Regions from separate parts of the Homo sapiens genome. Here regions 2, 3, 4, 5 and 6 are each linked to region 1. Evidence: read pairs that join two places in POLR2A ChIA-PET (ENCODE). Cell type or tissue: Panc1. All regions are shown on one strand. Each heading gives the region's core, and the rest is flanking DNA. Links, peaks and the distances in the headings are about the cores only.

Region 1 (5,295 bases), core at 380-4,379:
CAAAACCAACCTATACAGACAATGCAGATTAGTGGATGTCTGGGGCTGGAGAGGGAGGTGGAAATTGACTGGGAAGAGAGAGAAGGAATGCTTTGGGGTGATGGAAATGTGGCCATCCAGTCCACCAGCCGGTGCACTCCAGCCTGGGTGACAAAGGGAGACTCTGTCTCAAAAAAAAAAAAAAAATGTCAGGTGTGGTGGCTCATGCCTATAATCCCAGCACTTTGGGAGGCCAAGGGGGGAGTATCGCTTGAGCCAGGAGTTCAAGATTAGCCTGGGCAATAAAGGGTAACCCCATCTCTACAAAAAATACAAAAATTAGCTGAGTGTGGTGGCATGCGCCTATAGCGCTAGCTACTTGGGGGACTGAGGTGGGAGAGTCACTTGAGCCTGAAAGATCGAGCCTGCAATGAGTTTTGATCATGCCACTGCACTCCAGCCTGGGTGACAGAGTGAGACCCTGTCTCAAAAAAATATATGGGCAGATGCCAAGTTACAGCCTGTGCAGCATAGTGAAACCCTGTCTCTAAATAATAATAAAAATAATATAGATGCTCAGGCTTCACCAGAGACCAATTATCAAATTATCTGGGCTGGGGTCTGGCCATCAGTATTACTTGAAAGTTCTCCAAGTGGTGGGCTGGGCACGGTGGCTCACGCCTGTAATCCCAGCAGTTTGGGAGGCTGAGGTGGGCAGATCACAAGGTCAGGCGTTCGAGACCAGCGTGACCAACATTGTGAAACCCCATCTCTACTAAAAATACAAAAATTAGTCAGGTGTAGTGGCGCGTGCCTGTAATCCCAGTTACTCAGGAGGCTGAGGCAGGAGAATTACTTGAACCCAGGAGGTGGAGGTTGCAGCGAGCTGAGACCATGCCACTGCACTCTAGCCTGGGCAACAGAGTGAGACTCTGCCTCAAAAACAGAAAAGAAAAGAAAAGAAAGTTCTTCAAGTGGTAATTTTTTGTAGCCAGGGATGTAGGGATGTGAACCACAGGACCCTCCCTGTTCTCAAGGTATAGGGATGAGGTTAGAGAATACCTGTGCACTTCTCTGTCCCTTCCTGGAAGAAGAGAGAAGAGTATCTAAAGGAGGGTGAGAATGGGGGCAGGTGGGGCAATTTATCCAACTCCCTGCCCAAGAGGTCAGAGACTTCAGATCGCACCTTACTTTCCTCCTTCTTAACTCTTCCCCTTGGCTACTAGGGCTCCAGGTGGGGTCCTCTGGCCTAGAGGGAAGAAAAGGCTTAGGGTTTGGCAGTTGGAGCTGAAGACTATTCCCTCCCTCTCTCTACCCAGCCTCTCTGGGTGTACCTGGGAGCCCATGTCCTCCAAAGCTCAGGCTGTGGTAGGGTGCCAAGCACAAGCTCCCTGTAGTAACTCCAAGAGGGGGACAGGTCTCTGGGGATGTCCTTCACAGGACAGGCAAGGGCCCTGGCTGGCCACCCACAGCCGGGACCCCAGGAGATCCAGCAGGTACTGTAGCTGGAACACAGCAGTTCCCATAGATGGTCCCTCCTCAAACCCAATCACAGACAGCTCCAACCTGGAGCAGCCTAGAGTCTCAGCAGGACACACAGTAGGGACAAAGTGACCTGGTATCTATGGGTAAGGGCATGAGTCCAAGTCCCCACTCCCAAGATTTCTTATCTGTGTCCTGGAACAAACCCCTTCAGTTCTCTGGGCCTCAGTTTCCTCATCTGTAAATAGGGCTCTGGATAATCCCAACCGTAAGGCCTGACACTATCCCATGCTGTACTTATGTGCAAGCTAGAAAAAGACACTCAGCTGGGCACAGTGGCTCATGCCTGTAATCCCAGCTCTTTGAGAGGCCAAGGCAGGAAGATCACTTGAGCCCAGGTGTCCAAAACCAGCCTGGGCAACACAGCGACACCCCATATCTACAAAAAAAAAAAAAAAAAAAAAAAGGTCGGGCACGGTGGCTCACGCCTGTAATCCCAGCACTTTGGGAGGTTGAGGCAGGTGGATCACGAGGTCAAGAGATCGAGAACATCCTGGCCAACATGGTGAAACCCTGTCTCTACTAAAAATACAAAAATTAGCTGGGCATGGTGGCACATGCCTGTAGTCCCAGCTACTCGGGAGGCTGAGGCAGAAGAATTGCTTCAACCCAGGACGCAGAGGTTGCAGTGAGCAGAGATCACGCCACTGCACTCCAGCTGGCAACAGAGCAACACTGTGTCTCAAAAAAAAAAAAAAAAAATTAGCCATTAGCTATTTGTGGTGTCACGTGTATGTGGTCCCAGCTACTCTGGAGGCTGAGGTGGGAGGATTGCTTGAGCCTAAAAGGTCAAGACTGCAGTGAGCTGTGATTGTGCCACTGCACTCCAGCGTAGGGGACAGAGCAAGACCCTGTCTCAAAAAAAAGAAAATAAAAAGACCTTCCTTAAGTTCCTTCTACCTTCTAAGTCTTGATTTTATTAGAACAAGATACTTTACTGCCATCTGCCGCAAGTTGGCAAATATGCAAATCTACAATATCCAGCCTGTGAATATAGTACTGTCTTTGTAGATGTGGGATCCTTGTGCAGTGTACAACATTCACATCCATACATGGTGGTCCTATCTATCTTATAGGATTGGTGTACAGAGTAAATAAGCTAACATACTTAAAGCATTTAAACCAATACCTGGCACAGAGTAAACACTATTTACATGCAGCTGTAGTCATCATCATCATTTGTTATTATATACCTCCCTATTCTAGGTGTTGGAGACAGCAGTGAGCAAAATATATCTGTCAAGGCTAGGGGCTGGGTCAGGAGATAGTCCCACTACTTCCTCCCCGCAACATATTCATATGGTCACACAGCAGCCCTCACACATGGAGACCACTGAATTCTCTCAAAACCTGCAACTGCAGAAAGAAGCGAATGCAATACTCACTGAGAGATCATCTGGGGTGTAGAGGGTGTCATCATTTTTGTTTTCCTACAGTTCAGGGGTAAGGAGGAGAATCAGATCTTGGAGGGAAAGAGGCTGACCCTTCCTCAAACACACCCCCTACCACGCCCCATCAATTGGCCCACCCCGTCTGCTGGCTCTGCTCCCCACTCGCTGGTATCTTCAGAGGGCTGCAAGGAAGTAAAAAGGCTCCCTCCAGCAGAGGGGCGGGCGTTCCTAGGCCCTCCCAGGGCTGTACAAGCAGGAGGATGATCCACAGAAGCAACATGGGCACCTTGCTCACTCCCAGGCCTTCTCTGGTGCTTGGCCTGGGGTTCTGGAAGAGAGAGGTACAGGAAGGGGGAGCAGACTGGAAGGCTGAAGTGGATGAGGGGAACTCCCCCGCCACCCCTCATCCCATCCCCTGCTTGCTCCACTCAAGCCACAGATAATTCAGGGAGTGTGCCCATAGAGGCTGGGGAAAGATGGTGACCCCAAAGTCAGGAGGGCTTAGGTCAGAGCGCTCCCTGACTCCCAAGCTCAGGGACGATACGAGACTTAGCAAATGTGTGAAGATCAATCTGGAGAGACGAGAGAACCTGAACTCCCCTGCCCAACAGGCCCTTAAGACAGTGCAGGCTAGGCCAACCGCTGTGGCTCACACCTGTAATCCCAGAACCTTGGGAGGCCGAGGTGGGCGGATCACTTGAGGTAAGGAGTTCAAGACCAGCCTGGCCAACACGATGGAACCCTGTCTCTACTAAAAAATACAAAAATTAGTGGCCAGGCACAGTGGCTCACACTTGTAATCCCAGCACTTTGGGAGGCCGAGGCAAGTGGATCACTTGAGGTCAGGAGTTCAAGACTAGTCTGCCCAGCATAGTGAAACCCTGTCTCTACTAATAAATACAAAAATTAGCTGGGCATGGTGGTGCATGCCTTTAATCCCAGCTACTTGGAAGGCTGATGCAGGAGAATTGCTTGAACCCAGGAAGCTGACGTTGCAGTGAGCTGAGATCAAGCCACTGCCCTCCAGTCTGGGCGACAGAGCGATACTCCATCTCAAAAAAAAAAAAGAAAAATTATTAGTCAAGCATAGTGGTGGAGGCCCGTGATCTGGGCTACTCAGGAGTCTGAAGCAGGAGAATCTGTAATCTCAGCTACTCCAGAGTCTGAAGCAGGACAATCACTTGAACCGGGGAGGTGGAGGTTGCAGTGAGCTCAGATTGCATCACTGCATTCCAGCCTGGGTGACACAGACTCTATCTCAATTTAAAAAAAAAAAAAGAAAAAGTACAGGTAGAATGTGTGCATCCTCTCATCTGCCTGTGTCTTCATTGGAAAACACCTGTGCTAGCCTTTATCTGTGTCTGCAAGTGAATATTTGAGGTCTCTGCTCTATTTATTTTATTTTATTTATTTATTTTTGAGACAGAGTTTATTTATTTATTTATTTTTGAGACAGAGTCTTGCTCTGGCGCCCAGCCTAGGGTGCAGTGGCGACATCTCAGCTCACTGCAACCTCCGCCTCCCGGGTTCAAGCGGTTCTCCTGCCTCAGCCTCCCTTGTGGCTGGGATACAGGCACCTGCCACCATGCCCAGCTGATTTTTGTATTTTTAGTAAAGGCGGGGTTTCACCATGTTGGCCAGGCTGGTCTTGAACCCTGGGCTCGAGTGATCCTGCTGCCTTGGCCTCCCAAAGTGCTGGGATTATAGGTGTGAGCCACTGCACCTGGCCTCTGTCTCAAGTATTTTGGAAACATCATGCCTGCCTTTATCTCTTTTTTGTCTGAGGGTTGGCCTCTCTGCCTCTAAATCTGTCACTGGGCTTGTTTTGGGGGTCCATCTCTTGACTGTCCTGGTCTCTCCCTTTTCTCCTCCTCTTCTCCCTTGGCCTTTCATCTTTCTCTTCTTCTCCACTTGTGCCTACATTTCTTTGGGCTGTGTCTGTGTCCCTCCCGGTCAGCCTCTGGGTACTTCCTTCCTCCCTCCCAACAGCCCCCTCCCCCCTCACCCTTTTAGAGCTGGACTCCGGGCTGGCTTTTCCCTCTGGCCCCAGACCTGCCCTCCAGTGTCTCCCTGTCTCCACCCTCTTTGGCAAGGTGCACCACGACGCCCTTTTGAACCCTGGATCCCAGACCCTGTACTGCCAGAGAAACTGAGGCAACTGTGGGCTCCCTCTAGCTCTGAGAGAGGAACCTCTTCGCTGGGGAGACTCTTGATGGGGTGAGACGCAGGGACATCTGCCGGGGAACCAGAGGACAACCCAATCCTGGGGTTCCTCAGGTGGGGTTGGGGGGCTGGGGATGGAGAATTCTGTGGGGAGGAGGCTTAAGTGGAGGGTGATTTGGGGGAGAGGAAAAAGATGACTGGGAGATTCTGGAGAAAGAGA
Region 2 (5,295 bases), core at 454-4,453, 840 kb before region 1:
CTGCTCCCTAGGCCAGATCATGACCTTGGCTTGCCCTGTAGCCTTTGCTCTGGGTCTGGAGTTCCCAGAGGACTGGCTGCAGTCCCTGATTGACCCAGCAGACCTGGGCTGGTGATGTGGTCAGAGGGGGCAGATGGTTGCCCCTAGTCCGCAGCAGTGACTTCCAAGCTGACTGGCTTCCGTGGCTCGTGGTTCCTGGAGAGAAAGGTCCCACAGTCTGTGAGGCAGCGGCGACTCTGTAGAATCTTTCTCCACTAGGGGTTTGTTCCTCTGGTCCTCTCCTGCCAGCTTTTAGAGGGTTTGCCTGATGGGGCTAACAGTGGCAGTGAAAACAGTAATCATGAAATTGATGGCTGACAGTAACTGAGTGCATTCTGTGGGCCACACACTGTTTGGAATGCTTCATATAGATAAACTTGCTGAATACTTGAATTCTAGAGCGGTAGGCGCTGTTGTTATGCTCTCCCTTTTAGATGAGAAAACAGCATCTCAGAGAGGCAGATCATTTCCAGAGCTAGTGGATGCCCAGTGTTTATAGCATTCACCCCATGCCAGGCGTGTGACAGGGCTTTTGTACATGTGATCTCACTTAAGTCTCAAAACATACCTGTGGTTAGGCCTATTTTATGGAGAGCTACGAGCTAGTTAGAAGTGTGATACCATTTTACAGATGAGGAATCATTTCACTCACTGTGAAGTGCAAAGATTTCCCAGAGGTCTCATAGCTGAAGTGGGAGAGGTGTGATGTGAGCCCTTGGCCAACCTTGGCCTCAGATCGTCTTGTCAAGGAGAAACTGGAGGAGTGGCTTTTGTCTGTGAGCATATACTCTGCCCAGCCCTGTGCTTTGGGCTTTATATGGTATTTGTGTCCTTTTTTGCAGAGTCCGAAATTGAAGTTCAGAGGAAGAATTGCCTTCCACCGCATCTTATCAGACCCTATGGGTGCCAGGGTAGGATTTGAACCCAGGTCACTGAGCCCCTAGTGCCATGCATTCCTTGCTCACCAGGTTCCAGGCTGGGTGAAAGGAAGGAAAGACATAGGATAGAGTCACCTCTGTCCTCTGTCCTCTACCTATAGAGGTGACTGTCCTATGTCTTTCCTTCCTCTTACCCCTGAGCCTCAGGCTGCCCTGAGCATCTCTGCCTACAGCCAGTCCAGCATTTCTTGGTCCCTCCTCAGAGTGGAGGCAAGGCATCCTTTAACCCTGGGCAGGTGTGTGCTGGGAGAAGAAGACAGCAAGAGAGCCATGCAGGGGGTGACACAGCTACCAGGGACCTGCGTTAGCTAGCAGCAGGACGGTGAAGTCGGTTCTAGCTCTGCGACCTTGGACCACACTGTTCACTCCCATACAGTGGTCTCAGAAGGACGTCCACCTTGGGCTGTTGTGAGGATTAAATGAATTAATCCACGAGAAGCTCCTAGAATGGTGCCTGGTACTGTGTAAGTCTTGGTTGGCAGTCATGATTATGTTATGGAACGGAGGCATCCAGCCTCCCCCACCCCCTACTTTTGGTCCCCTCGAGCATTCCGGGATCCAGCTCCCCAGCCTGGCCCAGCTAGGATCCAGAACTTCAATGTTCTGGTTTCCAGCCTCTGTAAAGAGGTGTATGGAAGCGAGTGAGAGCACAGGGTTCAAATCCAGCCGTGCCACTCCATGGCTGTGTGACCTTGAGCAGGCTCCCCAACCCTTGTGAGCTCATTTCATCATCGGTGCCATGGGGATGATGATAATTCCCACCTGATAGGATTATTGTGAAGGCTGAGTGGATTAATTTGTGGGAAGCATTCATAACTGTTCTGGCATACAATAAGCCTACCGGAAATGTCTCCTCACTAAGAACAGTGCCCGACACATGGTGAGCTGTTGGTCTGTCTTAGCAATTGTAATTCTTAGTATTTCTGCCGGGACTTTGAAGGCCTTTGCCAGTTCACAGAACCGTGTCAGAGAGCACTAGGAGGAGATCAGGGCTGAAATTAGCATCTCAGTTTTACAGATGCAGAAACAGAGGTCGGGGGAGACATGCAATCAAGTCAGAACTGACAAGGGCAGCTCCCGGGCCCACTCCTCTTCCACGCAGTGGCTTTGCAGCCCTGAGCGCCTCCAAGGTAGACACACTGGAGTCTTTTCAGAGGTCAGGCTCTGTGCTTGTTTTTTTTTTTCTTTTGAGACAGGGCCTCCCTCTGTCACCCAGGCTGGAGTGCAGTGGTGTGATCACAGCTCACTGCAGGCTTGACCTCCTAGGCTTTAGTGATCCTTCCACCTCATCCTCTTGAGTAGCTGGGACTACAGGTGCATGCCACCATGCCTAGCTAATTTTTAAATTTTTTGTGGAAACGGGAGTCTCGCTATGTTGCTCAGGCTAGTCTTGAACTCCTGGGCTCAAGTGATCCTCCTGCCTCAGTCTCCTGAGTAGCTGGGACCGTAGGTGCATGCCACTGCCCCTGGTTCCCAGCCCACCACAGCTCACAGCTCTGGGAGTGGCAGGAAGGCTGGGCCTGGGCAGGGGGAGCAGCAGAAGTGCCTGCAGGGGTTGGCAGGGGCTGTGCTGCACTGGCCTGTGGGCCTGGGTGAGAGGTGAGGATGGATCCTAAGGGTATTGTGGAGCCGAGGAAAAGGTTTCACTCATCCGCCACCATTTACTGAACACCTCGTATGTGCCAGCGTTGCATCAGTACTGGGAATACAGCAGTGTACTTGCCAAAGTCCCTATCCTTGTGGGGCTAAGCAAGACCAACCCGAAACAGGTTAATAAGCAAGGAGCCGGTTAGAGGGGGAGGAGCTAGGCAGCGAATTCAAATCAGGTGACAGACTGGGCACTTCTTTAGATGCATGCGGCTGTGGGGAGGGCCTCTGAGCTGATCCCAGTTTGGCAAGGTGAGGCAGTCATGTGGGATGGGAGGAGAAGGAACAGCCCTCCAGGTGGAGGGAACCACAGTGCAAAGGTCTGAAGGGAGGACAGAGCTTGGTGAGGTGCAGGGACAAGCCTCACGGAGGCCTGTGTGGCTTGGCAGAGCGAGGGAGCAGGGAGGAGATGAGTCCTGGGGCTGCGGGGCAGGCAGGGCCCTTTCACTGGGAGCCTTGTGGACTGTCTGTGAAGGAGTTTGGAATTTCAGCAGGAACAGCCTGGTCAGATTCAGGGTGTTAGCAGGTGACCCAGGAGCCGGTCACAGGCTCCTGCCTGGGGGCGTGGGTAGATTTGACTGAGCGGAGCAGGGCGTTTCACAGGCCTCCCACTTCCCCTCCAGTAGCATCACTGCCTTACAGCCAGCAAAGGCCTGAGGGTTGCCTCCCTCCTGTGGTTTTCACACCGTGTTCTCCAGAGCCCGTGGCTGTTACTTTTAGGGAAAGAGGAGGGGAGGCTCATTGGGCTGATTTCTCTGCCCATTCCTCCCCAACCCAACCAGCCGGACTAATACTGAATAGCAACGCAGGGCAGCAGTCACACCTGATACAGACAGCACCCGCTGACCCTGCGTCCACGCTGCCGTGGGCCTGTAGGCCTGCGCCATTCCCAGTGCTCCTCTGGAATTGGAAAGACCAGGGCTTGTGACTGGCGCCCAGCACCCAGGTCTCTGGTTGGGCTCAGGTGTGGTTGATATTACGAAGGCAAAATAAATGAGGGCCAGGTTGAGAGTGTGGGCATGTTTCTCCACTATAGCTGGGTGATCAGGGAGGACCTCCCTGAGGAGGTGACGTGTGGGTAGGGACTGGAGTGCTGTGAGGGAGCCATGGGAGGATCTGGGTGAAGACCCATTAGACCCAGGAGGAATCTTCTCTGATTCCCGCTTTACAAGTGGTGAGAACTGAAGCCTGGAGAGCCTCTGTAGCTTGTGCTGAGTCCCCCAACCAGGAAGTGTTGGGGACAGGCTATGAATCTGGGCTTCCAGAGATTCCCCCACCACAGCTCAGTAGCCCCTGGTGAGTGTGACTTCTGATCCCACCCATGGGCTCACCCCTAAGGCTTGGTGCGGGAGCAGGCGCTCTGGCTTTTTTTTTTTTTTTTGAGGTGTGTTCCAGGGTATCTTCCTAGAAGGAGCAGAACCCCTCAGAACAAACCACTAGGGTCTCCAGAAGGCCCCCGGGATGGGTTGGGATGGAAAGGAGTGTCTTTCAGACTTGAGCTCCAAGCCCCTGGAGGACCCAGGGTCACCCCTCCCCGGGCCTCTCTTCAGCTTCCCAGAGCTCTCAGCGGAAGGCCCTCAACCACAGGCCTCCGGGCCGCACGGTGGGGTGGTTCCATGGCAGGCTCTTCTGGACAGCCAGCCAAGCAGCGAGAGGCCCAGCTGGGGGAGACAGCCTGGGAGCAGGACCAGGAGGGAGGGAGTGAGTGTGGGAGGGGCGCTGGGTGGGAGCTCAGCCTGGCCCCCTTGGGGCAGGACCCACTGCCAACTCGGCACCCACAGCAGGGCCCAGGTGCTCTGACTGTGCCGAGCGAGGGACAGCAAGCCGGGTCGGCCAAGAGGAGACTGCATGTCAGAGGTCCCAGCAGGAGTTTCTTCAGCCCAGCCGTCCTGCTGGAGAAGCTCGTTCGCAGATGTTGTTTCTAAGGGTGAGGCCAGAAACCCAAGTCTTCCTCGGTTTGCCACTTTGTGGGCCCTTTCCGAATGGGCTGGGGCAGTTGCCGCTCCCCGGTTCTCTTCTCCAGCCTGGCTTCAAGTTCTTCATGGTCTGGTGGGTTTTTGGTGTACACTTACCCAGCTGGGGCTGCTGAGTGACCTGGTCCCGGGGGTAGCTGACGTGGGTGAGAACCCTGCTCTTGGCACCCCTCTCGGTGGCTGTGGAGCTCTGGGGCCTTATTTCTTCTCCCTAAGGTGCATTTTGCTCAGCTGTAAACGGGAACCTTCCTGCTGAGTGGGGCGGTGGGGAGGATGCACGGAGCTGCTGCGTTGGAAAGCACAGGCCTCCTGAGGAGGCGGCGGGATGAATTTGGGCTGATGCTACTCCTGGTGATTGCCAGACAGGACTGAGGGCACCTGAGAGCACAGAAGGGGCTCTGCAGGGCAGTGGGCACAGGCTCGTTGTTGGTCCTTGGGAGAGAGTGGTAGGGCCTGTTAGCTGATGGGAGGGCTCCAGACAGGAATGTGAATCACTCCCACCACTGTACTCCTGCCCAACCAGACGCTGCATATTAGCTCTACAAACCTGCACAGCAGCCTGGGAGGTGGGCAGTGTTAGCACTCCCATCTCGTAGATAGGAAACTGAGGCCCAGGAAGCCACATAGAATATTGGGGTCATTCTCGTGAGTAGTTCGCCTCTCAGTGCTGGGCACTGCTGCAGAGCTTAAGGTGTCTG
Region 3 (5,295 bases), core at 402-4,401, 58 kb before region 1:
CAGAAGAATTGCTTGAACCCAGAAGGCAGAGGTTGCAGTGAGCTGAGATCATGCCATTGCACTCCAGCCTGGACGACAGAGCAAGACTCTGTCTTGGAAAGAAAAAAAAAAAACTTCACATAAAAGAACCAGAAGTAATTCATATCGCACCCTGAGCTCTCAACATCAGATGATAAGGTAGGGCTGTGAAATGCTACACTCTGCTCTGGAGCCTTGATAGTAAGAGAGCTTCCCCTACTTCGTCTGGTACCAGAACCACTGCTACATCCAGTACCAGGGACATTTCTGTGCCTGAGATGCCAAGAGCCCTGGAGCTGTCAACACTCAGCACCACATCCCAGGAGCTGTGATGACATCATAAGACCTATAGATAACACCACCAACCCCGTGTCTCACGTGGGCCCCAGCTCCCCACCAGTCCCAAGACTGAAGACACTCACCTCCAATCTGGTCTCCTAACTCCTCTCTCCAGGTTTCGATGATGAAAGAGAAGGTGCCCTGGTTGGGTGAAGGAAGGGGGAGATGAAAGATGAAAGACAGTGGTTAGGGTAAGTACTCAATGAAGGCCAGAGTTCAGGAATGGAGGGTGATGGCCATTGCTGGGGACTGAGCAAGCAAGGGACAATTCCCAGAGGGACCAGACCAGCCCAGGGAGGGAATGACATCTGTGGCTTTTTTTTGGGGGGGGGGGGAGAATCTCACTTTGTCAACCAGGCTGGAGTGCACTGGCGCAATCTTGGCTCACTGCAACAACCTCCGAGGCTCAAGCAATCCTCCCACCTCAGCCTCCCCAGTAGCTGGGACTACACGCGCATGTCACCATGCCCTGCTATGTTTTTTTTTTTTTTTTAGAAACGAGGTCTCACTATGTTACTGAGACTGGTCTCAAACTGCCGGGCTCAGGAGATCCTCCTGCCTAGACCTCCCAAAGTGCTGGAATTACAGTGTGAGCGACTGGACGTGGCTTGCTTTATTGAGCACTTACTACGTGGTAAGCACTTTATTCAAGAGATGTGGTTGAATCGCTCAAAAGGGACCCTTGTGAGGTACCAGGATGATCCCATTTTTAAGCTTAGGAAACTGAGGCTGGAAACCAGGCAGTCACTTGTCCAAAAGGACAAGGGTCAAGCATTGCAATACAGGTCTGTTCATCTTTGTGCCTTTGGGTTGTGGGGGTGGGAGACAGGATTTTGGAGGTGAAAGAGTAATTAATACAGGACCCAACTGAAAGAACTGAGGACAGAAAAAAAAAAAAAAAGAGAGAGAAGATATTAGTGGTCCCCAAGACAAGGTGTGAGAGGTTTGGGGATAAAGATGAGGACCACAGTTTTTAGGGATCCCCAAGGAGCAGAGGTAGGGTTCCTTGAGTTTAGGATTTCAGAGCTTGGGTTTGAAATTCTGGGAATTTGGGGTCCCAGCATCCAGGGTTGGGGAATCAGAACATTTAGAATCCCCAGTGTGTAGAGTTTAGAGGTCTGTGAATGTGGGGTTCCAGACGGTAGAGTTACTGGTCTGGGAATTTCGTCCACCCCCTGGGAGGCAGGATTAGGGTCTTGGAAGCTGGAGGGGAGAGGAGGTGGAGGTTTCGCTGGCAGGGTTAGGCCTCCAGCACCGGGAGTCCCCCGGGGGCAGCACTTACAGGCCAGGCGTCCCGGAAGGGCACCTGCAAGAGGCCGTCGGGCAGTGGGAGATCAGGCGCGGGCGCTCCGGGCTGCTCGGTGTAGACCGGTCCGCGCGCACTCAGCGCCGCGCCCAGGGCGCACGGGGACTCGGCGGCCTCCTCTGAGAGCCCAGGCTTCAGGCAGACTCTGAAGAAGAGGCGGCAGGGGAGCCGGGCGCTGCAGGGGGACCGCGGGGCCCCAGGGCCTGGACCCGGCCCGAAAGAGTGGATCTGCAGCTCGAAGACGCCAGCGGGCCGTGTCTGGGACGGAGACGGGCGCAGGGTGAGGCGGCCGGGAGGACCCAGGCTTCCCGTCCGCCCCACGCTCCTTCCCCAGGACCTTCAGGTCGCACTCACCCCTCCCCTCCGCATTCATCCCTTTCCACGCCACCTCCCACCTGGCTCTGACCTGGGGGAGGAAAATGAGCGCTAGGATCACAGTCTGGGAGAGGAGCCCGGACATCCGTGGGGAGACCATGGCCTTCTGGTGGGGGGGTCTCGGGAGTCGCAGCTGCTGGCTTCCAAGCCTTATATCTGAGAGAATGGCCCCGCCCCTTCAGGCAGCTACCCGGCCCCAAGGGACCAAGGGCGGGGCGGGGGGGGCGGTCACAGGGGAGGGGGAGCGTGCAGGAGCAACAGCGAGATTCCGTCTGTGGTCGTGGGCACGAGCGAGGTCATGCGTGGGTGATCCCGCGACTTTTTGTGTGGCTAGGGTGGGGTGGGGTTAGGGGGCTAAGCCTGTGTGTGAGGTTGTACATGATTTTAAGATTTTGTGTGTGTGGTATGAACCAGAGCTACCGGAGGGTGCACATGACTTTGTCATTGTGAGTCCACGTGGGACTGTGCGGCTCAGCATACGCCTGGAGTTGTGTGTGATTGACACATTTATGAGGTTGTAAACAATTCTGATTCTGCACGCACACCCGAGTGGGACACTAGAAGTGTACACGACTTCGTGATTGTGTGACGCTTTGAGATTGTGTGGCTGTGTGGCTGCTTCTCTGTGCGTGTGTGTTTATGGGAGATCCTGTATAGGCGTATAAACCTGTGACTTTGTGCTCTGTGCGGGTGTGGTAGAGGCTGTGCAAGGTGGTGAATGGCTGAGGGCGCCTGTGTGTGAATGAGACTGGGTTTGAGAGGTCCACGGATGCAGCCGCGTGTGAATACGATGAAGATCCGGAGTTCTTTGTAGACCCCTGTGTGCGCTGGTTTGTGTGAATGAGACTGGGTTTGGGAGATCCACGGGTGTAGCTGTGTGTGGATACGATGAAGATCCAGGGCTCTTTGTGGACCCCTGTGTGCAGGCGTGTGTGTGTTCCCCCTCCGCAAGACAAAGCCACCCTCCCAAACCCCGCATCGCGGACGCACCAGACGCCAGGGCGAGGAGCTCGGCCTCAAGAGGGGGCTCCCAGCTGTATGTAAATGCCGCCATCTGCCGGGCGGCCGAGCCCCTCCCCCTTCGGGCCGCAGCTGGGCTGCCCGTTTGGCCTCCGGAAGGTGTGAGGAGCAAATGGGCAGGAAATTCCGTCTTCACATACAGGGACCCGCTCCCCCACCCCAGAAGAACTGGGGGGGGGGACATCCCGGGCCCTTCAGAAACCCTTTAGTATTCCAGGACCTCAGCAGGAAAAGCCAATTAGGAGCAGATGTCCCAGCCCCTCTGGTCATAATTGCTCCCTGCCAGGCATGGGGCAAAACCCTTGAGCTGGGGTAACTTCTTTTTTTTCCCCCCCAAAGTAAAAAACTTTAGTGCTTAGAGGCTAATAATTATAGGGGAAAATACAGGTTCAATTTATATGTCTTTTTCCAGAGAAGTAAGATATAGTAACCAACGAAGCCTAGCCCAGCAGAGCCAGGCATACAGTAGGCGCTCTGTTTTTTGTTGTTGCTGTTGTTGTTTTTTTCAGAAGAAGAAGTTTTGCTCTTGTTGCCCAGGCTGGAGTGCAGTGGTGCGATCTTGGCTCACTGCAACCTCCACCTCCCGGGTTCAAGCGATTCTGCTGCCTCAGCCTCCAGAGTAGCTGGGATTACAGGCACCCACCAACACACTCGGCTAATTTTTTATATTTTTAGTAGAGACGGGGTTTCACCATGTTGGCCAGGCTGGTCTCGAACTCCTGACCTTCAAGTGGTCCACCCACCTCGGCTTCCCAAATTGCTGGGATTACAAGCATGAGCCACTAATCCCTGCGCAGTTAATTTTTTAATGAATGAAAGAAGACCAGGCTGGGCACAGCGGCTCACGCCTATAATCCCAGTACTTTCCGAGGCTGAGGCAGGGGACTGCTTGAGGCCAGGAATTTGAGACCAGCCTGGGCAACACAGCAAGACACACTTTTCTACAAAAAAAAAGAAAAGGAGGAGGAGGAGGAGAAAAAAACAGCCTAAAGATTCTTCTCTTAATTCTGACAACAGTGGCGTTTGAGCAAGGCAGCGCCATGGGTCAGATTGGGCAGAACATCCCAGGCTCCTTTTCCCTGTATTTGTCTTTTCCACTCCCTTATTTTTTTTTAATTTATTATTATTGTTTGAGATGGAGTTTTATTCTTTGCCCAAGCTGGAGTGCAGCGGCTCCATCTCCACTCACTGCAACCTCCGCCTTCCAGTTTCAAGCGATTCTCCTGCCTCAGCCTCCCGAGTAGCTGGGATTACAGGTGCGCACCACCATGCCTCGCTAATTTTTGTATTTTTAGTAGAGACAGGGTTTCACCATCTTGGCCAGGCTGGTCTTCAACTCCTGACCTCGTGATCCGCCCACCTCGGCCTCCCAAAGTGCTGGGATTACAGGCGTGACCCAACGTGCCCGGCTCCACTCCCTTCTTTAATTCCTTTTTCACCATTCAGACTTCACCTCCTCCAGGCAGCACTACCTAACACTCCCCAGAAGCATCAAGCACCTCCTCTGAGCTCCCACATCCCCCTATGATTCTTTTATTCTGCCCGACCCCTCTGTCTGTGCCTCCCTCAGCCTTGACCATTCTGGCCTATGAGGTCTTTATTTTTTTGAGATGGGGTCTCTGTTGCCCAGGCTGCGGTGCAGTGGCATTATCCTAGCTTACTGCAGCCTCGACTTCCCGGGCTTAAATGATCCTCCCACCTCAGCCTCCCAAGTAGCTAGGATTACAAGCATGAGCCACCACACCTGGCTAATTTATTATTTTTGGTAGAGATGGGGTCTCCCTATGTTGCCCAGGCTGAACTCCTGGGCAAAAGCGATCCTCCCACCTCGGCCTTCCAAAGTGCTGAGATTACAGGCATGAGCCTCCATGCCTGGCCCTGTGGGGTTTATCTAAGCACAAATCAGACCATTTCCTTCACTTGCATTAGACTTTTCTGTAGCTCCCCAGTGCCTTCTAAATATGTAAGCTTCTAAGGCTGACATTTGAGACCCTCCTTCCACATCCCCCCGAGGTCAGACAAGTTATGTGGCCCCAAGGAGTAAAGCCAGACCTTGTAAACCAAAGTCACCTGGAGGCAAATTAGGTCTAATACTGGGTTAGGTGAGGGAATAGGCTTCCCATCACAGAATATATTTTAACAGAATTTGGGCAACCAGCTATGGAAGGAAGCAAATTCCTGCCCTGGATGATCATTGGGGGGAACAGATTCCAGGTCTGAGATATCTCAGAATGTTT
Region 4 (5,295 bases), core at 663-4,662, 250 kb before region 1:
GTGTGAAAACGGCCATCCTTGTAGTGTTTCAGAGCTTAGACAAAAGGCTTTCAGGTTTTCCTCATTGAGTATGACACTAGCTGTGGGTCTGTCATATATGGCTTATTATTTTAAGGTATGGGCCTTCCATCACGAATTTTTTTAGGGTTTTTATTGTGAAGAAATGTTGCATTTTATCAAACACTTTTTCAGTATCAATTAAAATGATCATATGGCTTTTGTTCTTCATTCTGTTGATATGAGGTATCATATTAATTGATTTGCATATGTTGAACCATCCATGCATTCCAGGAATAAATCCCATTTGGACATGATAAATGATCTTTCCTTCTTTTTTTTTTTTTTTATTGAGAAGAAGTCTCGCTCTGTCATCCAGGCTGGAGTGCAATGGTGTGATCTCAGCTCACTGCAACCTCTGCCTTCTGGGTTCAAGTTATTCTTCTGCCTCAGCCTCCCAAATAGCTGGGATTACAGGCGCTCACCACTGCGCCTGACTAATTTTGTATTTTTAGTAGAGACAGGGTTTTGCCATGTTGGTCGGGCTGGTTTCAAACCCCTGACATCAGGTAATTACTCCCCTCAGCCTCCCAAAGTGTTGGGATTACAGGCATGAGCCACCATGCCTGGTCAACCTTTCTAATGTATTGTTGAATTTGGTTTGTATGGGGCAAAGAAAGAGAGATCAGATTGTTACTGTGTCTATGTAGAAAAAGGAAGACATAAGAAACTCCATTTTTATCTGCACTAAGAAAAATTGTTCTGCTTTGAGATGCTGTTAATATGTAACCTTAGTCACAACCCTGTGCTCACCGAAACATGTGCTGTATTGAATCAAGATTTAATGGATTTAGGGCTGTGCAGGATGTGCCTTGTTAACAATTTGTTTGCAGGCAGTATGCCTGGTAAAAGTCATCACCATTCTCCATTCTCGATTAACCAGGGACACAATGCACTGCAGAAGGCCGCAGGGACCTCTGCCCAAGAAAGCCTGGGTATTGTCCAGGTTTCACCCAACTGAGACAGCCTGAGATATGGCCTCATGGGAAGGGAAAGACCTTACAGTCCCCCAGCCTGACACCTGTAAATGGTCTGTGCTGAGGGAGATTAGTGAAAGAGGAAGGCCTCTTTGCAGTTGAGATAAGAGGAAAGCATCTGTCTCCTGCTCGTCGCTGGGAATGCAATGTCTCAGTGTAAAACCTGACCATACATTCTATTTACTAAGATAGGAGAAAACCGCCCTATGGCTGGAGGTGAGACATGCTGGCAGCAATACTGCTCTGCTACTCTTTACTGCTCTGAGATGTTTGTGTAAAGTTAAACATAAATCTGGCCTACGTGCACATCCAGGCACAGCACCTTTCATTAAACTTATTTATGACACAGATTCCTTTGCTCATATGTTTTCCTGCTGATTTGGTAATGGTTTCCCTACCATTACCCTATAGTCCTGCCACATCTCCCTCACCAAGATTGTAGAGATAGTGACCAATAAATACTGAGGGAACTCAGAGACCAGTGCTGGTGCAGGTCTCACTTGCTGAGTGCTGGTCCCCTGGGCCCACTTTTCTTCCTCTATACTTTGTCTCTGTGTCTTATTTCCTTTTCTCAGTCTCTCATCTCCACCTTGCGAGAAATACCCACAGGTGTGAAGGGGCAGGCCCCCTTCAGGTTTGCTAGTGTTTTGTTTAGGATTTTTGCATCAATATTTATTAGAGATATTGGCCTATGGCCTATGGCCTATGGTTTCTCTTCCTTTTTTGGTGGGTTTTTGTGTGGTTTTGATATCAAGATAATGCTGGCCTCTTTTAATGAGTTCAGTAATAGTCCCTCCTCTGTTTTTCTGAATAGTATCGGTAAGATTGGCATTAATTTTTTCTTAAATGTTCAGTAGAATTCAGCAGTGAAGGCATCAGGTCTTGGGCTTTTCTTTATGAGGAGACTTTATTGTGGCTTCTATTTTATTATTTATTATTGGACTGTTCAGGCTTTTAATTTCTTCCAGGTTCAATATCGATAGGTTGTAAGTATCCAGGAATTTGTTCATTTCATCTAGATTTTCCAATTTATTGGTGTATAGTTGCTCAGAGTAGCCACTAATAATTTTTTGAATTTCTGTGGTATCAGTTGTAATGTGTCTTTTTTTCATTTCTGATTTTATTTATCTATATCTTCTCTACTTTTTTCTTAGTCTGGCTAAGGTTTGCTAATTTTGTTTAAATTATCAGAAAAAACACTTTTTATTAATTTCATTTGTATCTGCTCTGATCTTTATTATTTATTTTCTTCTACTAATTTTAAGTTTGGTTTGCTCTTGCTTATCTAATTCTTTAAGATGCATCATTATATTGTTTATTTGAAGCTTTTCTCTTTTTTGATGTGGGGACTTAGAGCTATAAAATTCCGTCTTTATACTGCCCTGGCTGTATCCCATACATTTTGGTATGTTATGTTTTCATTATCATTTGTTTCAAGAAAACTTTTAATTTTCTTCTTAATTTCTTCATTGACCCACTGGTCATTCAGGTACATACTGTTTAATTTCTATGTATTTGGATAGTTTCCAAAACTCCTCTTGCTACCAATTTCTTGTTTTATTCCATTGTGGTCAAAGAAGTGGCTTGATATTATTTCAATTTTTTTTTTTTTTTGAGATGGAGTCTTGCTCTGTTGCCCAGGCTGCAGTGCAGTGGCGCCATCTCTGCTCACTGCAAGCTCCACCTCCCAGGTTCACACCATTCTCCTGCCTCAGCCTCCCGAGTAGCTGGGACTACAGGTGCCCACCACCACGCCCAGGCTAATTTTTTGTATTTTTAGTAGAGACGGGGTTTCACTGTGTTAGCCAGGATGGTCTTGATCTCCTGACCTCGTGATCCACTGGCCTCAGCCTCCCAAAGTGCTGGGATTACATATTTCAATTTTTTTTTAATGTTTCAAGACTGGTTTCATGACAACATATGGTCTATCTTTGAGAATGATCTATGTGCTGAGGACAACAGTGTGTATTCTGCAGCTAAACTGTGCTGGGGAAGAGGTCACCGTGAGACAGGAGACACTTCTCAGTGCCCAGGAAACACTTCCTGTTCTCCGTTCCCGTGACACAACATCTCACACCCACCACCCATACTACTCTTTCTGCTGTCACTACAAAGAGGTACTGAGTGAAGCCTGGACTCTATTCCCAGTTCCTTTTTGTCCACTTGCCTCTGCACATTTAGGTGCTAGGCTGAAGGTGAGCCCCTGATAAGGTCAGTGTCACCTTCTAAAATTCCACAAAAAATGAATTCCATACAGGTGATGAGGCCTATGACCTATTATCAAAATAGAAAAGTGAACAACACTGAGAGCAGAAAGGTGTAAGGAGGAGAGTGGACCTAAACTGAACCCAAGAGTGTCCAGTGAGAGAGGAGGGAATTTCATTCCATATGGGAATGAAACGTGGAAGAAAGGAATGAGGAGTAGCACTGGCTGTGTGTTGGCACCTCAGGTATCTGGGTGTTAGGTTGAATGCGGGTAGGAGAGGAGCATACCCATGAGTAAGGTTGGAGGTGAACAAACTGCGGCAATGAACATGGGGAGAGAGGATGAGGATGATCAAAATGATGCCTGACTTGGGCCGTGTGGAAAAAGAGGCTATTTGACAGGACTTTACTCAATCTGCCTTCATTAGTTTGTAGGTAACATGTTGTTTCTGCTAAGTGGTTCTCCAGGTTTGCTATGAAGCAGGTGATCTCAGCTCTTATAGAGGGAAAAGGACTGTCATTCTGCCATCTTGGTAGAAACTCCAAGAAGGGAAGAGTGGAGGGTGAAGCCGATTGTTGCTGAGAACCAGTCCTAGAGAAAATGATAAATAGGTGTCTGGCTGGCTTCAGCAATGATGTGGCCCAGTGACTGCTGTCTATTTTCTTCTTCCTCTCTTCAATTCATTCTCCTTTTAAAAATCTTCTTGTCCTTTTGATGTAAAATTCTTTTTCTTTTCTTTTTCAAATAATGCTTAAATCAGGTGTGTGAATTGCATTTTTCCTATGTGTGTTTCAGTATTGGGTGTTTGATGTGTTAAGGGCCAATAATTTGTCTCCTTAGTGCACACATTGAGAGAAAGTGCACCTGACAATGTGTAGTCACCTCATGGACACCAGGTCCTGATTGGATGATAAGATGCGGGACTTCACTCTGAGCCTCTTCCTACAATGGTATTGCTTTCTGGAGTTGTTTCCAGGGTTACTTCTCTTGGTATGTGAACAGTCTGTAAGCCAGTGGAGACTCAGTGGAACTTGGTTCCAAAAAGGACCCCATCATGACCAATAATCAAAACAACCACAACCTGTGGAGGCCCCTCCCCATGATTTGGGCTGTCTGTACTCACCTTAATCAATATAATGTCATAGAAAAGTGACACTCTCCAATTTTCAAAGCTAAGTTCTATGATGCCTGGCAGCTTCTTCTTTGGTTTCTTGAAAGTCCTTCTTTGGTGGAAGACAGTAATCATTGATTAAGTCCAACAACTATGAGGCCTTCATGATTTCAGAAAATTCAAGACACTAATGTGTAGGGGAGGTAGGGAAGGAGACAACCAGCCAGCCCCCAGGTGTTCACTCACCCTTAGTGTTGAGTCAAACATAAGTGAAGAATCCTCTGGGATCCCAGCCTGTAGGTCCTTCAGAAAACGTGACTCCCACACACATGCGTGTCTACCACCCGCATGAGTCCAGTAAACCTGCAAAGCAGGGAGACATCAGAATAAATGGTTGCTTTATGTGAATATGTGTTGGGGAGGTTTCCGGTTCTGCAATGCCAACGGTAGCAGCAGCAAAGCAGGGTCGGCTCACTGTGTCCATGTGAATGAATTGTGTTCATTCCACCAATAAATGACATATTTTCCGATCTAAAACTATGACCATTTATTTCCAAAGAGGAGATCCAGGATTCTGCCCACATAAAATAGAAAAATCTGGCAGTTCTTTTGAACATGACAAAGGGATTTTTTGAGGGAAATTATTGAACTCTTGTGGTTCTCTAACTATGGCTTGGATTGAAATTTTCAGGTATAGGCCAAGCACAGGGGCTCACACTTGTAATGCCAGCAATTTGGTGGGCCGAGGTTGCTGGATTGCTTGACTTCAGGAGTTCGACACCAGCCTGGGCAACATGGCAAAACCCCATCTCTACAAAAAAAACATGCAGAAATTAGCTGGCCATGGTGGTGCTCACCTGTGGTCTCACCTACTTGGGGGGCTGAGGCAGGAGGAATTTTTGAGCCCAGGGTGTCGAGGCTGCAGTGAGCCTTAATGGTGCCAC
Region 5 (5,295 bases), core at 649-4,648, 190 kb before region 1:
TAACATGAATTTTTAATCATTTTTAAGTACACATAATTTCTTCTGTACCATTTAAATAAAATATTTTTATCACTTAAAAAAAAAACACCAAACCAAAAAAAAAAATCATTCCCAATAGGGAGGAAAGCAGTTCTGGTAAATAACCCTAACTAAAACCCCAATAGCTCAGGAAATGAATGAAAAAGAAACCAATTTTTAAACGCATTTTAAGAGACCTATGAAAAACCAGGGCCAAACCTCTCAGTTACTCGAAACTCTCTATAATGAACCAAAAGCCAGATAAGAATTCTGTAGCCTTTATGGAAAGGCCAAGAGAGGCACTAATAGAGTACACCTCCTTATTCCCTAATTCAGTGGAGGAACAGCTCATTCTGAAAAAGAAGTTTATTACACAGGTAGTTCCCAATATTAAAAGAAAACTACAAAAACAAGCTATAGGACGAAGTAGCACCTAAGAGAACCTCCTGAAGGTGGTGACTTTTTTCTTTTATAATAGGTACCAGGAAGAGTCCCCCAAAAAGGGGAAAATTTCAGGAGAACAACAGAGGCTTCAGCAGCAGCTTTACAAGCTTGTAAAGTCCAGAATCCCCAAAGTGCATCTGCTAGTTCCTATTGGCATGGCAGGCCAGGGCATTTTTAAAAGAAATGCCCAGGCAGCAAGATGAAGCAACCTCAACCCTGTCTGGGCTGTGGCAAAACCACTGGAAACAGAACTGCCCCCAGAGGCAGAGGTCACTGGGTTCAAAACCAGTCTCACAGATGGTTCAGCAGGACTGATGGGTCCCAGGGCTTAAACCTTAGCTCCAGGGGCTCAGATTGCCCTTATAGCACAGGAGCCCTGGATAATTCTGGAAATTAAGGGTAGGAAAGTAAACCTCCTCCTAAACACTAGAGCCCATCTCTCTCTTTTCTTCTCTCTAATCCAGACCTCCCCTTTATGATAGCACAAACATGCTCATGGGTAGGAAGAATCAATATTGCAAAAATGGCCATACTGCCCAAGGTAATTTATAGATTCAATGCCATCCCCATCAAGCTACCAATGACTTTCTTCACAGAATTGGAAAAAACTACTTTCAAGTTCATATGGAACCAAAAAAGAGCCCGCATCGCCAAGTCAGTCCTAAGCCAAAAGAACAAAGCTGGAGTCATCACACTACCTGACTTCAAACTATACTACAAGGCTACAGTAACCAAAACAGCATGGTACTGGTACCAAAATAGAGATATAGATCAATGGAACAGAACAGAGCCCTCAGAAATAACGCCGCATATCTACAACTATCTGATCTTTGACAAACCTGAGAAAAACAAGCAATGGGGAAAGGATTCCCTATTTAATAAATGGTGCTGGGAAAACTGGCTAGCCATATGTAGGAAGCTGAAACTGGATCCCTTCCTTACACCTTATACAAAAATTAATTCAAGACGGATTAAAGACTTAAACGTTAGACCTAAAACCATAAAAACCCTAGAAGAAAACCTAGGCATTACCATTCAGGACATAGGCATGGGCAAGGACTTCATGTCTAAAACACCAAAAGCAATGGCAACAAAAGCCAAAATTGACAAATGGATCTAATTAAACTAAAGAGCTTCTGCACAGCAAAAGAAACTACCATCAGAGTGAACAGGCAACCTACAGAATGCGAGAAAATTTTCGCAACCTACTCATCTGACAAAGGGCTAATATCCAGAATCTACAATGAACTCAAACAAATTTACAAGGAAAAAACAAACAACCCCATCAAAAGGTGGGCAAAGGACATGAACAGACACTTCTCAAAAGAAGACATTTATGCAGCCAAAGAGACACATGAAAAAATGCTCACCATCACTGGCCATCAGAGAAAGGCAAATCAAAACCACAATGAGATACCATCCCACACCAGTTAGAATGGCAATCATTAAAAAGTCAGGAAACAACAGGTGCTGGAGAGGATGTGGAGAAATAGGAACACTTTTACACTGTTGGTGGGACTGTAAACTAGTTCAACCATTGTGGAAGTCAGTGTGGCGATTCCTCAGGGATCTAGAACTAGAAATACCATTTGACCCAGCCATCCCATTACTGGGTATATACCCAAAGGACTATAAATCATGCTGCTATAAAGACATATGCACACGTATGTTTATTGCGGCACTATTCACAATAGCAAAGACTTGGAACTAACCCAAATGTCCAACAATTATAGACTGGATTAAGAAAATGTGGCACATATACACCATGGAATACTATGCAGCCATAAAAAGCGATGAGTTCGTGTCCTTTGTAGGGACATGGATGAAATTGGAAATCATCATTCTCAGTAAACTATCAGAAGGACAAAAAACCAAACACCGCATGTTCTCACTCGTAGATGGGAATTGAACAATGAGAACACATGGACACAGGAAGGGGAACATCACACTCTGGGGACTGTTGTGGGGTGGGGGGAGGCGGGAGGGATAGCATTAGGAGATATACCTAACGTTAAATGACGAGTTAATGGGTGCAGCACACCAGCATGGCACATGTATACATATGTAACTAACCTGCACATTGTGCACATGTACCCTAAAACTTAAAGTATAATAATTAAAAAAAAAGATAGCACAACAGTAAAGGGCATCTCAGGAAAAACTCGAATCCAATAGTTTTCTCCACCTTACCTGTAGTTAGAAAGACCTATTTACACGTGCTTCCAAGTCATTGTCATATTAGCTCTACTAGTCAGAAAAGCCTCCAAGTTAACCCTAGGAAATAATTCAACTGTTTACAGCCCACATAATGTGGCAGGATCACTGTCCTCTAAGGGGAGCTCTTAGCTAATAAACAGCCTGTAAAGCAAGAAGTACATAAGACAGGATAAGCAGTAGTCACTCTCCCCAAACACAAGCACTCAATTAGCTGAGCTAATAGCTCTTACAAGAGCACTTAAGTTAAGCAAGGAAATGGTAGCTAACATTTATACTAACTCCAAGTATGCTTTCCTAATTGTCCATGCTCATGCTGCCATTTAAAAGGAAAGGCATTTTCTTACCACTAATGAATCTCCCATAAAATATCACCAGGAAATTAACAGGTTATTATCCTTACTTTTTCTTACACACGAAATAGCAGGGATGCATTGTAGGGAACATCAAAAGAGAATAAATAAGGTAGCCAAAGGAAATAAATTAGCTGATCAGCCAGCTAAGCCAGAGGCAAGGAAGCCTCAAGCCATTAACACAACTAGAAAAGTCCAAAGAAATAAAACCACCTCTATCTAACCCAGGAAATTTAGTCTTTCTCTCTTCTTCCTTAAGCCAAGCTGGGAAGGGCCCTACATTGTTCTTATTTCAACGCTCTTAGAAGCAAAAGTTACAGGAATCAACTCCTAAATACATCACCTCAAGTCAAAGCCTAAAAAGCTGAGGGAGCAACCCCTAACAGCCCAGAGAATTGTCCAGAACATCAGTTGTGGAAAAATAAAAAATCATAAGCTAAAAATCACAAAAATTAAGTAACTAAAGGCTACTTATCTTACTCAGTCCCACATTTACTTCAACAGATAATATTTGTCATTTCCACACTTTACTCTCAAAATTTGCCACCAAATAATAAAACTTATTTTTAATTCGTATTTGCAGGAAATTTTAATTATACATGAAACTGCTATTGTAACTCTGTAAATCCCCAAAGGGAAATGTTTTACGTTGGGCAAGTAAGTTTTAAATAATTTTTTTTACTACACCACTCTTGTGGCAATTGTTATAGTCATGCTACTATTTGCAATAAAACTACACACTGTGGCACCCGTAATGTGGAATTCTGGTAGTGAAATTCTAATTCGTGCTCCTATGAGAATCTAATGCCTGGCTGATCTGTCATAAGGCCACTCATGGGGTAATGCTTACCTGATGCTCACCTCCTGCTGTGTGGCTCCATTCCTATCAGGTCACAGATTGTTATTGGTCTGTGGCTTGTGAGTTGGGGAACCCCGCTCTGGGGTATATCCCTTTCAGGGTTCCAACTGAAAGCCTAACTCTCTCTTCCACTTGGCGGGCACCAACGTACAATTTCTGTATCTTCAGATCCACAAGACTGATAGAAGTTCTATTCTACCACCACCTAAGAATCAACTTCTAATTTACGATACTATTTTAATTTCCCCAATTGTACAAAAGCATGTCCTTTATAGCTGTTTTAAAATCCATCACTCAATCAGGTTTCATGAACTCTGTTGCTACGCTTTTTTAGTCTCTTTTAAACTAGAACATTCTCCCTGCCTTGTTATGATATTTTTGACGCTTTTTGAATTTGTCATATAAGATGCTCCAAAAATGAAAATGAGCTTGGTGTGTATGAGAAATTGAAAGGAGGTCAGTATATCAGGCTTTTCCTGTACCACATGATATCCTCTCAGCCCCACCTCTTCATCCAGCCATTACTAAGTTGACCAGGTCTAGACAGTTTTTCACTAGCTTCATGCAGGTGCACACTGACAGTGCCTCTCCTTAGTATTTATCTTTCCAGTACCTTCCTCTTTCCAGCACTGGGCTCCTTTGAGATGGTAGAATAGGACTCTTGCAGAAATCCTCTCAGCACCCATGCATCTGCAAACCAAAGTTGTGGGAGACTTAATGCCAACAGGATGACTTTTTAACAACTGGGGATGGGGGCAGATGGATAAATACTTCCTTTCATCTTCTGGGCAGAGAGTACTAAGAAACATTTCATATTTGATGGAGAAGGGTGGAAACCAACTTTAGGCCAGAAAAAAGTCATAGAAAGAAGCTGGATCCTTATTATGGGAGCCTAAATCTCTTATTGGGCAGATCACAGTAAAGATCCATTGCTGGTAAGTGACATAGTGATTACCCATGACATAGTAAGTATCACAGTTACTAAATATTGCTTTGTATTACAATTATTAGTATCACAACTACTAAGAATAGTCACCTGTGCTTTATTGACAGAAAGTGCTGAGAGAAGGCGAATGACTTCAGTAGCTGTGGCACTAGAATTGTAGGGGTACAATGGTAATCACAGGATTGTGGAAGTACTTGCTTTGGTTTTAACTGCATTGAAATTCTTTTTAAAAAAAGAAAGAATGAAAGAAAGAAGGAAAGAAAAAGAGGGACACATTAGTGCCCACCAACTACCAATTCAAGGCACATTTTGAACACTAGATGTTCCTGGTGATAGCATTTAAAGAAACCCTCACATCCTGCAAGCACAGGGAAGAGAGTACTGAGTGCTGAAACTCATATGGAGGATGTAATTTCAAAAAACATGGCATATCTGCAAAGGAAGCTGACTGCATGGTCTCA
Region 6 (5,295 bases), core at 471-4,470, 550 kb after region 1:
ACTTCTTCCCCTATCTGAGCCCCAGTTTTCTCATTTATAAAATGGGGATGTTAACACCATCCCCGTCTAGATGATTGGAAGGCCCGTCATGCATCTGAGATGCTTGCCCCAGGGCCTGGCATGGAGTAAACGATGTCAGGGGCTGTGATGGGTGGTGCTATCGTAGGGACTGAGCAAACGGTGTCATATGGTGCATAAGTTCCTCTCCTCCAGGTCGCAGAGTCATCTGTTTGGTGGGAGCTGGAATCTCCACATGTAAGTAACCCTTCTCCCCCAGCAGCTACCCCCAGGAACTGGGGAGTCCCTCCCAAGGGCTGGGGAGGAGCCCTATCTGAGCCCTGTCCTGGGAGGGTTAGTATGGTATAGACCAACTGCTCCCTGACCCCCCTTTCCTAGCCGCAGGCATCCCCGACTTTCGCTCTCCATCCACCGGCCTCTATGACAACCTAGAGAAGTACCATCTTCCCTACCCAGAGGCCATCTTTGAGATCAGCTATTTCAAGGTTTGTGCTCCCCCAGGAAGGGGCGTCTGTGAGGGGTGGGGATGGGGTCACCTGGCTCCAACCCTCACGCTACCTGGGGCATCTGGCCCTCTGGCTGTCTCTCCTACAGAAACATCCGGAACCCTTCTTCGCCCTCGCCAAGGAACTCTATCCTGGGCAGTTCAAGGTGAGATCTTTGTTTTGCAGGGGGCGAAACAGGAAGGGTTGGGGGAGGGCACGCATGAGAAGCCCCGCCAAGGCCCTGCAGACAAATATTATGTAGCCATTAAGTACATGGGTGCTGGGCCCAGACTGCCTCGGTTCAAGTCCTGGTTCCTCGTGTCTTCATCTTACGACCTTGAGCCTCCGATTTGCCTCCTGTGAAGTGAAGCTAATGGTACTGTCTGAAGAGGGCTGCTGCGAGGCTTAGCTGACTAATGATGCCGTTGAGAGCCCGGGACCCTGCAGCCGGGCTGCCTGGGTGTGAATCTCAGCTCTGCAGCTTACCCACCGTGTGACTTTGGCAACACAATCCCCTTCCCTGTCCTTCAGTTTCCTCATCTGTGATCTGGGGATAGCAGTGGTCTCTCCCCGACGCGGCTGCTGTGACGGTTCCCTGGGGGTAAAACAGTCACAGTGCCTAGAACAGTTCCTGGCATGCGGCAGTGGCCTGTGGCTGTTCCCTGCAGTCGTCAGCAGTGCTGTCGCTCTTCCCTGCAGCCAACCATCTGTCACTACTTCATGCGCCTGCTGAAGGACAAGGGGCTACTCCTGCGCTGCTACACGCAGGTAGGCGGATGCGAGCATCCTGGGAGGAGGATGGGCGGGTGGAACGGGCATGGTGTCCTCAGCAGAGGAGCAGAGCTGCGTGCCCAAGAGCTCAGGCGGGGACTCCAGCAATGCGGGGCCAGGGCTTGGCCTACTGCCTCCTTGCTGCATGACCTGCCGTGAGTCACGTCTTCTCTGCCTCAGTTTCCCCTTCCGTCAAACAGGGGCCAGAAAAGGTTTGCCCTCTCAGGTCTGCCCTCTCAGGTCTGCAGTGCGGTGGCAGTGACCTCCTCTCAGGGCCATCCCATGTGTGATGTGGAAGGAGCCTATGGCTGAAGGGACTCTGTGTGCACTATAGGCACCCCAGATTTCACATTGGTTATGAGCGAGTTTCCAAAGTGACTTCATCTAACAAAATCCATACACTATGACACGTGTCCAACAAGTAGATGTTGTGCCTTAAGGAAGGGGCACCTTTTTATAGTTTTTTGTGCTTTGCCCAATTATAAACATGTCTCGTACACGTCAGGTGCTTAGCCAAGGGCCTCTCCCTGGGGCATTCAAGCAAGGATGGCTCACATTGTTGGCTTCTGGTTTGGAGAGTCTCACACCCCTAACAGTAAAAAAATCTTGATGGGCTGGGCACAGTGGCTCACACCTGTAATCCCAGCACTTTGGGAGGCCAAAGCGAGAGATAGCTCGAGCCCAGGCGTTTGGGACCCGCCTGGGCAACATAGGGAGACCCTGTCTCTACAAGAAATACAAAAATTAGCTGGGCAGGGTGGCGTGTGCCTGTAGCCCCAGCTACTCAGGAGGCTGAGGTAGGGGGATTGCTTGAGTTCAGGAAGTCAAGACTGCAGTGAGCTATGATGGTGCCACTGTACTGTAGCCTGGGAGACCTGGTTTCAAAGAAACAAAAAACAAATCAAAACAACAACAAAATGTTGCTGCCTCTACCTGTTTTATGAATATGTATAGAAATGACATGATGCACTACAACAGTATTAATTCAAGCTCTAGATCACACCTCAGAACCCCGAATTATAAAACAGGTGGCCGGGCGCGGTGGCTCACGCCTGTAATCCCAGCACTTTGGGACACCGAGGTGGGCAGATCACGAGGTCAGGAGTTCAAGACCAGCCTGTCCAACATCATGAAATCTGGTCTCTACTAAAAATACAAAAATTAGCCAGGTGTGGTGGTGCCTGTAACCCCAGCTACTCGGGAGGCTGAGGCAGGAGAATCGCTTGAACCTGGGAGGCAGAGGTTGTAGTGAGTCAAGATTGTGCCACTGCACTCCAGCCTGGGTGACAGAGCAAGACTCCATCTCAATTTAAAAAAACAAACAAACAAACAAAAAAGAGTGGTAACATTGAAAATAAATAAGTGTTCTAGTGTTTTCTCCCTGTACCTGCAGTTTGGCACCTGCAGCCCCAAAAGCTACCGCCAGGGGGAGGAACAACTGGCTTTAAGTTCAGATTTCTCAGGTGGGCGAGGTGTTCCCACCTGGGGCTGGTAGGAGGCAGAGGGCAGCGGAGGCCTCCTTCTTCCAAGAGGAGGAGTCCTGTGATCCCCACACTTTGGGAGGCCAAAGTGGGAGATCGCTTGAGCCCATGAGTTCAAGACCAGCCTGGGCAACATAGGGAGACTCCGGGCTCAGAATAAACCTTCTGCCCAGAGAGTCACCATTATTCCAGGACGTGGCTCAGATATGATAACAGCTTGCTTGAAGCCAAGTGCTTTTTGTGGTTGATGTCATGACACTCACCCCAAGACCCCGCTGGCCCTTGTTTGTCAGCTTCTGTCAAAGTAAATGTTCACTGAGTTGATTCCCTACAGCAGGGAGGGAGATGATGGACAAGATGGAGACACCATATACTGAGCATATAAGATGGTCATGGGTCCCTGGAACACAGTTAAGCTGGAAGGGGAGTCAGAAACGGTGTATGTGTTCGGGAAAGGGGGTGCTGTTGTAAACCCCATCTCTACGAAAAATACAAAAATTAGCCAGGCGTGGTGGCACATGCCTGTAGTCCTAGTTACTCAGGAGGCTGAGGCATGAGAGTTGCTTGAACCTGGGAGGTGGAGGTTGCCCTGAGCTGAGATTGCCCCACTGCACTCCAGCCTGGGTGACAGAGAGAGACTCCGTCTCAAAAAAAGAAAAAAAATGACACATCACATACAAACTATTATATAAAGGCCAGGCGCGGTGGCTCACGTCTGTAATCCCAGCACTTTGGGAGGCCAAAGTCAACGTCAGGAGTTTAAGACCAGCCTGGCCAACATGGTGAAACCCTGTCTCTACTAAAAATACAAAAATTAGCTGGGTGTGGTGGTGCGTGCCTGTAATCCCAGCTACTCAGGATGCTGAGGCAGGAGAATCACTTAAACCTGGGAGGCAGAGGTTGCAGTGAGCCAAGATTCCGCCATTGCACTCCAACCTGGGCAACAGAGCAAGACTCCATCTCAAAAAAAAAAAAAAAAAAATTAGCCAGGCATGGTAGTGCACACCTGTAGTCCCAGCTACTTGGGAGCTTGAGAGAGGAGGATTGCTTGAGCCCAGGATTTCAAGGCTACAGTGAGCTATGATCAAGCTACTGTACTCCAGCCTGGACCAGTAGAGCAAAATCCTGTCAAAAGAAAAAAAAAAAAAAACCATGTTGTCAAAGAATAACAGAACGCAGAGGTATTTCGGTGGTTCTTTTCCACGCTGTTCAGTTATTTGCTTACTGTTCAGTTATTTGCAAATTGCTCACTCACATGTGAGGGAGTCAGTGGGTAGACTGAGTCAAGTACCAAAGGCAAAACCAAGATTTAGAATAGTGGGCAAGGGAGGAAAGTTACAGGGCGTGTGGGAACAGTGACAGTGACTCTTGTCTGTAGGCTTTGGAGATAAGGTGGTTGCTGGTAGGGAGCCCAGAAGGCAGTTAGAGCATTCTTTCTGCCCTTGAAGGGAAACAAACCCTTCCCGTTGTTTCTGGAGTCCCTGGGAAACGCTGTCAGTTTGGCCCTGGGCCACACATGCGAGCCATCTCTGCGTAACCTCTGCCAGTGTCCTCTGTCAGCACCTGTTTTAGCGGCATTCCTCACAGGCAAACAACAGCTGCTCCAAAGGGGGTGGTTGTTTTAAGAAAAATGAGCGCGCACAAATGTCTGTGCAGAAAAGAACATTCCCACCTGTTTAATATGGAAAGTCTCACTGTCTTAAAAGAAAACAGTGGCCGGGCGCAGTGGCTCACACCTGTAATCCCAGCACTTTGGGAGGCTGAGGTGGGCAGATCACGAGGTCAGGAGATCGAGACCATCCTGACCAACATGGTGAAACCCCGTCTCTACTAAAAATACAAAAATTAGCTAGGCATGGTGGCGCGTGCCTGTGTTCCCAGCTACCTGGAAGGCTGAGGCAGGAGAATCACTTGAACCTGGGAGGCGGAGCTTGCAGTGAGCCAAGATTGCGCCACTGCACTCCAGCCTGGCAACAGAGCAAGACTCCGTCTCAAAAAAAAAAAAAAAAATAGCCACGCATGGTGGCGGGTGCCTGTAATCTCAGCTACTTGAGAGGCGGAGGCAGGGAGAATTGCTTGAACTCAGGAGGCAGTGGTTGCAGTGAGCCGAGATAGCGCCATTGTACTCCAGCCTGGGCAACAAGAGTGAAACTCCATCTGAAAAAAAAAAAAAAGAAAAGAAAAGAAAAGAAAACAGTGGCTGGGCATGGTGTCTCACGCCTGTAATCCCAACGCTTTGGGAGGCTGAAGTGGGAGGATCACTTGAGCCCAGGAGTTCAAGACCAGCCCGGGCAAATAGGGAGACCACCCCACCCCCCATCTCTACAAAAATAATTAAAAAGATAAAAAATTAGCCGGGCATGGTGGCATTTGCCTGTAGTCCCAGCTACTCAGTGGGCTGAGGTGGGAGGATGGCTTGAGCCCAGGAGGTGAAGGCTACAGTGAGCTGTGATCAGACCACTACACTCCAGCCTGAGTGACAGAGCAAGACCCTGCCTCCAAAAAAAGAAAAGAACACAGGTGAATATGCCATCTATGAA

Evidence for each region. Peaks named below come from ENCODE experiments on the same cell type or tissue, not always from the same donor. Only the 100,000 strongest peaks of a DNase experiment are listed, where the experiment ranks them.
Region 2: POLR2A ChIA-PET joins it to region 1 with 12 read pairs; 3 of 35 experiments call an interaction of 5 or more read pairs at or near these places.
Region 3: POLR2A ChIA-PET joins it to region 1 with 14 read pairs; 30 of 35 experiments call an interaction of 5 or more read pairs at or near these places.
Region 4: POLR2A ChIA-PET joins it to region 1 with 11 read pairs; 7 of 35 experiments call an interaction of 5 or more read pairs at or near these places.
Region 5: POLR2A ChIA-PET joins it to region 1 with 11 read pairs; 3 of 35 experiments call an interaction of 5 or more read pairs at or near these places.
Region 6: POLR2A ChIA-PET joins it to region 1 with 10 read pairs; 2 of 35 experiments call an interaction of 5 or more read pairs at or near these places.

The regions. Positions count from the first base shown.
Region 1 is chr19:39,437,596-39,442,890 of GRCh38, reverse strand. No RefSeq gene overlaps it. Among named protein-coding and RNA genes, the nearest start is that of RPS16, 4.3 kb to the right of the region's middle. RefSeq lists an enhancer at 4,737-5,295. In Panc1, for the core only: no CTCF peak of the experiment used is centred there; DNase peaks (open chromatin) are centred at 2,450 and 4,180; H3K4me3 peaks cover 314 bases; H3K27ac peaks cover 2,988 bases.
Region 2 is chr19:40,278,363-40,283,657 of GRCh38, reverse strand. All of the region lies in intron 1 of AKT2 (AKT serine/threonine kinase 2), which reads left to right. It overlaps MIR641 (microRNA 641), which reads left to right and starts at 1,017; the gene lies at 1,017-1,115. RefSeq lists enhancers at 2,910-3,029, 3,070-3,119. In Panc1, for the core only: no CTCF peak of the experiment used is centred there; no DNase peak of the experiment used is centred there; H3K4me3 peaks cover 321 bases; H3K27ac peaks cover 1,372 bases.
Region 3 is chr19:39,495,818-39,501,112 of GRCh38, reverse strand. It overlaps DLL3 (delta like canonical Notch ligand 3), which reads right to left and starts at 2,166. Exons shown (of 9, transcript NM_203486.3): 1 at 2,070-2,166; 2 at 1,640-1,921; 3 at 441-498. The coding sequence starts at 2,138. RefSeq lists a silencer at 2,787-2,846 and an enhancer at 2,470-3,462. In Panc1, for the core only: no CTCF peak of the experiment used is centred there; DNase peaks (open chromatin) are centred at 2,238 and 2,682; H3K4me3 peaks cover 2,222 bases; H3K27ac peaks cover 589 bases; H3K27me3 peaks cover 808 bases.
Region 4 is chr19:39,684,721-39,690,015 of GRCh38, reverse strand. It overlaps the pseudogene LGALS17A. Among named protein-coding and RNA genes, the nearest start is that of LGALS14, 17 kb to the left of the region's middle. In Panc1, for the core only: no CTCF peak of the experiment used is centred there; no DNase peak of the experiment used is centred there; H3K27me3 peaks cover 1,877 bases.
Region 5 is chr19:39,625,347-39,630,641 of GRCh38, reverse strand. No RefSeq gene overlaps it. Among named protein-coding and RNA genes, the nearest start is that of LGALS13, 25 kb to the right of the region's middle. In Panc1, for the core only: CTCF peaks have their summits at 2,513, 2,784, 4,252 and 4,456; a DNase peak (open chromatin) is centred at 2,841; H3K27me3 peaks cover 2,353 bases.
Region 6 is chr19:38,885,063-38,890,357 of GRCh38, reverse strand. SIRT2 (sirtuin 2) reads left to right here. Exons shown (of 16, transcript NM_012237.4): 5 at 214-255; 6 at 397-503; 7 at 613-669; 8 at 1,203-1,271. Among named protein-coding and RNA genes, the nearest start is that of RINL, 9.4 kb to the right of the region's middle. In Panc1, for the core only: no CTCF peak of the experiment used is centred there; a DNase peak (open chromatin) is centred at 2,697.